Linked DNA regions of Homo sapiens: region 2 is linked to region 1. A link is an interaction called in ENCODE POLR2A ChIA-PET data of the cell type or tissue named here. Cell type or tissue: PC-9. All regions are shown on one strand. Each heading gives the region's core, and the rest is flanking DNA. Links, peaks and the distances in the headings are about the cores only.

What was found. ChIA-PET counts read pairs that join two places held together with the same protein. Peaks named below come from ENCODE experiments on the same cell type or tissue, not always from the same donor. Only the 100,000 strongest peaks of a DNase experiment are listed, where the experiment ranks them.
Region 2: POLR2A ChIA-PET joins it to region 1 with 6 read pairs; 6 of 35 experiments call an interaction of 5 or more read pairs at or near these places.

What each region holds. Positions count from the first base shown.
Region 1 is chr12:26,238,207-26,241,121 of GRCh38, forward strand. All of the region lies in intron 1 of SSPN-AS1 (SSPN antisense RNA 1), which reads right to left. Among named protein-coding and RNA genes, the nearest start is that of SSPN-AS1, 32 kb to the right of the region's middle. In PC-9, for the core only: no CTCF peak of the experiment used is centred there; a DNase peak (open chromatin) is centred at 1,535; H3K4me3 peaks cover 1,558 bases; H3K27ac peaks cover 2,500 bases.
Region 2 is chr12:26,133,875-26,136,789 of GRCh38, forward strand. It overlaps a transcript of SSPN not described here. Among named protein-coding and RNA genes, the nearest start is that of BHLHE41, 10 kb to the left of the region's middle. In PC-9, for the core only: no CTCF peak of the experiment used is centred there; DNase peaks (open chromatin) are centred at 1,347 and 1,877; H3K27ac peaks cover 2,314 bases.

The DNA of each region.
Region 1 (2,915 bases), core at 153-2,652:
TCTTTCACTCAGGTATTTTTACAAAATAGATAACGTTCCTTCCTCAGATACTTTTGCTCGCAAGAGTAGACTTAATTTTTTATTAATTTTTCCCTAGATTGCAACAAAGTGACAAAAGGATGGTTATAAGATTGTAAAAGGAGAGATCACTGCTTCATTTTAATATGGGGAAGCTTAGGACTTGGGACATTGAGCATGGCTATTTAACCAGTGGCAGGGAATGTGCACTCTGGCAAATGCAGGGAGGAGTGACATCATGAGTGTACTTGGTGGCTGGACAAGGTGCCCACAAGTGAAAACGTGGATTCCATTTGGCCTGGCTTGAATTACAAGTAAAAGCATTGCTCCTGGTACAATTCACGCCCACCCACCACTAGATTTTAATATTGTTCCAGACATTCCGGGAGAAACTATTAGAAAGGCTCTCTCCACCTGATTCATCTCTCTGTCCCCTCCTGGGATCCCTCTGCTCCTCCAGATAAGAAACTTCCTCCCCCAACCTTATTCCACAGCAAAATCTGCCCCTCCTTCATTTCCTGTCCCATTTCTATGGGACTCTATTAAGATATTATTGACTCAAGTGCTCATGCTGAATACAGAGATTTCTTCATAAATATGGTTTTCATTTTAACAGGCTATTTCTAACAATCAGAAAAACTTTCAGATCCAGAGAAATGCGGCACCCTGCCAAGGAGTGGAGACCCACCCAGTCATCCTTCAAACTCACCATGTAGGTGGCCACCCACTCTGTCTGACCAGAATTATCAGACTTTCAGGGCTCATGGGACTTGGAGAACATGGACCATCAGCCCCAGCCCTGGCTGTGGCTTGGAAACCTGTGTGGATCTGTGGCTAAACAGGTTGCTGGTTACAACTCTGTGCTCAGACTGGTGGAAGGGAGGTATCCAGAAGAAGCTGGCAGGAAGGGATTTTTCCTCCCATGATTTCAGAGGACATTTTACTGTGGAAGACAGGATGAGTGAAAGGGAAGAATTCATGCAGAACCTCTTTGCTCCCAGGGCCCGGCTCCCTAAGCATTCCTTGTGACAACTCACCAAGGTTGACTGGCTTTGCTCAGACCCCTGAGCTTCTCTATTCATTCCACACAGAACACCCTCAGATACTGGCTGGGCTTCACAGTGCTGCCCAGAGGAGGACATGTCAGCCAATCAGCAGGAAAGATGCTCATTTCTTGTTGAAAAAGTCCCAAATTGTAACTTAACAGGGTGATCTCTCTCTCACTCTCTCTCTCTCTTTTTTTTTTTAATTTCCAGAATGTGTTTTTCCCCTAGAGTCCTTGAGCACAGACCTGCGGTTTTCTCTCTCCTGGTTTTACAGTCTATCTGCCTCAAGCCAAGAGACTTGGCTCTGCTCCCCCCTGACTCAGAGTCTCGGCTGGTAGCTGAACCCAGGAAGCCCTGGCCCCACGTCTCTCCCTGGAACCACCAGACCACACAGCCTCCTGTGCTCAACCCTTTGGCTGGGTGTCCTGCCTCCTCTTTGTTTGGAAAGAGATGTCTTACGTAACTCCACAACCTTCTAAAGGCTCCATTGTCTTCCACTTGGGAGAGCTCAAAACAACCCATTAGTGACTTATGACTTATCACAAAGAGAATCTATTGCCCACATATCCACAGCCCCCATGGAGCTAGCCTCACCTATCTTACTTAGATCAATAATCAACAATGAGACTTAATGACTTGTGGTCTTTGGGAAATTATAAGTTCAGTACAAGGTGCAGGAAATACAAAGGCTAGTTCATCTATAGGTCACGGTACTTCGCCCAGGCAGCACATGAAAGTCATTTGTAATTCAAGATTGAGACAGGCATAAACAATTCTGATCTGATTATTCTTTTACTAATCTGATTTTGATAAACAGCTGATGAAAATGGAAGGTGTCTGGTCATCAGAGGAGAGATACTCAGGCAGTGAAATAAGTTTTCCTTATCTCACTGGATAGGGATTTATTTCAAGGCTCCTATTAATAGCCCCTAATGCCAAGAACTGTGATCGCTGCCCTGGACTGCAAGAGCCTTCTGAGCAAAATGACAGAAACCCATTGGGTAGGGCATTCTCCTTCATTTTTATTTTCTATAAGTCTCTGATTAGCCCTGTTGGGAATTCTAGTAATTATTTTAAGCTGGCACCTTTAGGAAAAAAAATATATCTCTTAGGATTTAATTAAAAATGAAAAGAACCTCTGCATGATGTTGCCAAGGAGCTTTCACTGTTTAAGGTGGGGTGTAGACCAGGAAGAATAAAACACTCTGCACTAGGTGACATTTCCATCTGGTTCTGCTGCCAGAGCAGCCCTGGGGAGAGGAGCAGGAGAAAGAGAGGGGACAGCCTGCTCCAGCCTGCTCTCTCCTCCCCATGGACCTCATGGTCTTTCAAGGATCCTGCAAGTCCTTTGCTTCTTTCTTTCTGCAGCAGACATTTTCTCATCTGGGACCAGCTATGTGACTTGTTTCAGGTGGAGGCACATTTCTTTCCCTGCTCAGTGACATGTGAGTCCTCGACAAGCTTTCAGAAGGGATTCCTGAACTTGGTGAGGCACAGCCCTCTCCAACTGCCTTGTGGAGCATCCCTGGGCAGCATGCAGAGGAGAGGTGAGAGGCTGCCTACCCGTGCTGTGGCTGTCCCTCCCACCTCCCTTAAAGCCTCCACGTCAGGCGCCAGTCCACCAGGTTCACTGCGTGCATCTTTGGACAGCAGTTGCAAAACTGAGAGTTCCAGAAATTGTGCTACACTCAGTTTTGTGTATACATGTGGCTCAGGTCTCATCATCTTCAGCTCATCACATTTCAAAATGCTGAGAGTAGAAAGCGTTTCTCATTCTGGCTTTAAAAGAGAGATTTCCCCAAGGATCACACCTCTTCAGTCTTTGGGCCCAAGCTTCTTGAAGGAGCTACT
Region 2 (2,915 bases), core at 180-2,679, 100 kb before region 1:
TGGAGAAGGCAGTGGAGCTGGTGCTGAGTTGGCATCAGGTATCTCACACTTGTATCCACTGTGTATGCCTTCTATCCCCCTCCACCACACTGAATTCAATCACTAAGTTATAGCCAGAGCAATTTTTCTGTTCGTGTCATTCTCTTGATCAAAACTCTTTAATAGCTTCCTATTTCCATTAAGTTAAAATCAAACTTGAAACTCTTCAGTGGCCTGAATATGACTTAGTTCTTGCCTACATCTCAGTCTCATCACTCATTTCTCTGCCCCCCTTTCTAGAATCCAGCATACCAGCTTTCTTTCAAAAAATATTTTTTAATGTACCCTGCTCTTGCTGTCTCAGGTCCTTCACTCACACTGTTTTGATTGATTAGAATGTTTTGTTCCCACTTCCCCAATGTCTTTCCCTTCTCTTCCTCCTACTCAACCTTCGGGTGTCATCTGAAACATCACTGTCTCCAAGAAGCCTTCTCTGAGTTCCTGGACCAGATTTGTCTCCTTCTATCAGCTCCCTTTGTGCCTGTCTTTCATAACTTCTGCTGACTGAAAGACTCATATGACTTTTCAGCATCTGTCTTCCCCACTAGTTTGTAAGCTCCATGAAGACAGACACCTGAATTGTTTACTGCTGTATCCCCAGTGTCTAGGACAGTGTTGAGCACAGAACAGACACACAACTCTTCTGAATGATTCCTAAATGTGCTCCACCAAATCATCTATACACTGAAGTTGGCTTTGTTCCAGGAAAACACTTGAATGACAAGTCATAACCAAGCCACATAACATTTGAAGTGTCCTTGTACCTGTTGAGGGTGGGGAATATAATGTTGGTTCCCACCCTCCCATCCCCCACTAGGACTTTCCTATATTGGTGTGGCTTTTATGGGCAGGGACACCCTCACTATACTTAGAGTACTGCATATTTACTTCTTGGCTTTACCAGGCACATGGAGATTAGAAAGTAGGTACCATGAAGGATCATAAAATGCTCCTGATATTGCAGGAAACTCAGTAGTCTGGCAGGGTCTTTAGTGAAGTAGTGGGAAGTTCTGTCAGGGGGTAGGGCCTGTGGCTGTGGAATTGCTGTTTGTCATTGTACCAGGATTGATGTGCTCGGTGCCCAGAAGGCAGTAAGCTCTGCTCCCTAGCAGCCTTGGTAAGTTGAGTTTCTCACTTGCAGAACTTTTACTTCCTTTCGCAGTGTGCATTAGCAAATCAGAGAGACTGTAAAAGCTGGAGCCAGTCCAGTCGAATTCCACAGGTGCTCCAGAGACCGTGGGTTGGTGAGGTAACATCCAGGGCATGGCTCTCAGAGGCCAGAAGTAGGGAGGGGCGCAGAGTTTGGCCTGGCAAGCTGTGTTTACAGGTTTGCTGGGCTGAGTGGATCACAGGAGGGGGTCCTGGGGCAGAGCCAAAGAGCTTGGTTACCAAGAGTGCAGAAAGAAACAAGCACTGTGCCAGGATGTAGGAGTCAAGCCTCAGACTCCGGAACAAAGTGGGAGGATTGAGAGCCAGTGAAGCCAGTCCATCAGAATGCCAAGCTGGTAGGCACAGAGGAGGCAAGGAGCAAAGGGTCAGTACAGACAAAAGAGAGCTGGGGCAAGATGCAGGAGGCAGGAACCAGGTCTGGAGGATGCGCTACGAATGTGGAGGAATTCTCCTGGAGGTGGTCAGTCAGTCGTGCCCTTGATAGGCTGGAAATAGGGTCAGAAACACATCAACCCTCACCCTCAAGCCAACTTTGCATTTCCTCCTGGCACTCGTACTTGCAAAAACACATAGCTCTCATTTCTCTAATTATGTATTCAAAAAGAAAGTTTTGATTTTTCTGGTCAAGGGCTTCTTGCAAAATCAAACTACGTTTGCCAAATATAGCCCCGGTGACCACAAGCCATCAGCAGGCCTGGGTCTGAGTTCACACCTGCTCAACATTCCTGCATTGCCAGTGGTGATCCAGCTGAGATACAATTCTGAGTCAATTTTGTCATTGGATAATGGCACTACTGATTTTTCCTAGGCTTTTTATTCTGTTTTAGAAATTCTGCTTCAGACATACCAAAGGTAATGAAATAGACATATCTCATATTTCTGTCCTTGTTTCATATTACAGTCCACCCTCCATATCTGTGGGCTCCCATCCATGGATTCAACCAACCTTAGGATATAAATATTTGAAAATAAATTGTGTCTGTACTGAACATGTACAGACATTTTCCCCTTGTCATTATTCTCTAAACAATACAGTTTATTTATATAGCACTTACATTGTATTAGGTGTCATAAGTAATCTAGAGATGTTTTAAAGTGTATGGGATGACGTGTGTAGGCTATGTGTAAAAGACTATGCCATTTTATATCAGGGGACTTGAGCACCCAAGGATTTTGGTATCCACCGGAGGTCCTGGTACCAATACCCTGCAGATACCAAGGGATAAGTGTGTTTCATGTTGCTGTGTATGGTGGCAGAGTTGGTATGGACTTAGGCTTTAAGATCAAGAGGACCTGAGTTTAAATGCTGTTTTCCCCTGAGTAGCTGTGTGACCTTGGACAAATTATGAATGAGTCGGTTATCTCAAATGTAACTACAGAGAAATAGCAGTACCTCCCTCTGTTTATTGCGTGTCCATGACAATGCGCAGAGAACACCCCCATCCTAGTAGGTGAGCAATAAATGATAGCTATTATTTTTCCCATTTGAGCTGCTTGGTTAAAATTATGAGTGTCATAGAAAATATGGGTGTATGAAAATAATTGATGAATTGAGTAACATTTTAAGTTCAAGAGGTAAACCTATTGCTTTCCATTACTCTTTCCTCTAGTAATGGGTGAATAACAATAAAACAGAAGGCCAGACCTGTCAACGTGATTTTCCATTAATGAGATATAGTTAAGAGTCCATGGTACTTCGTGTGCTA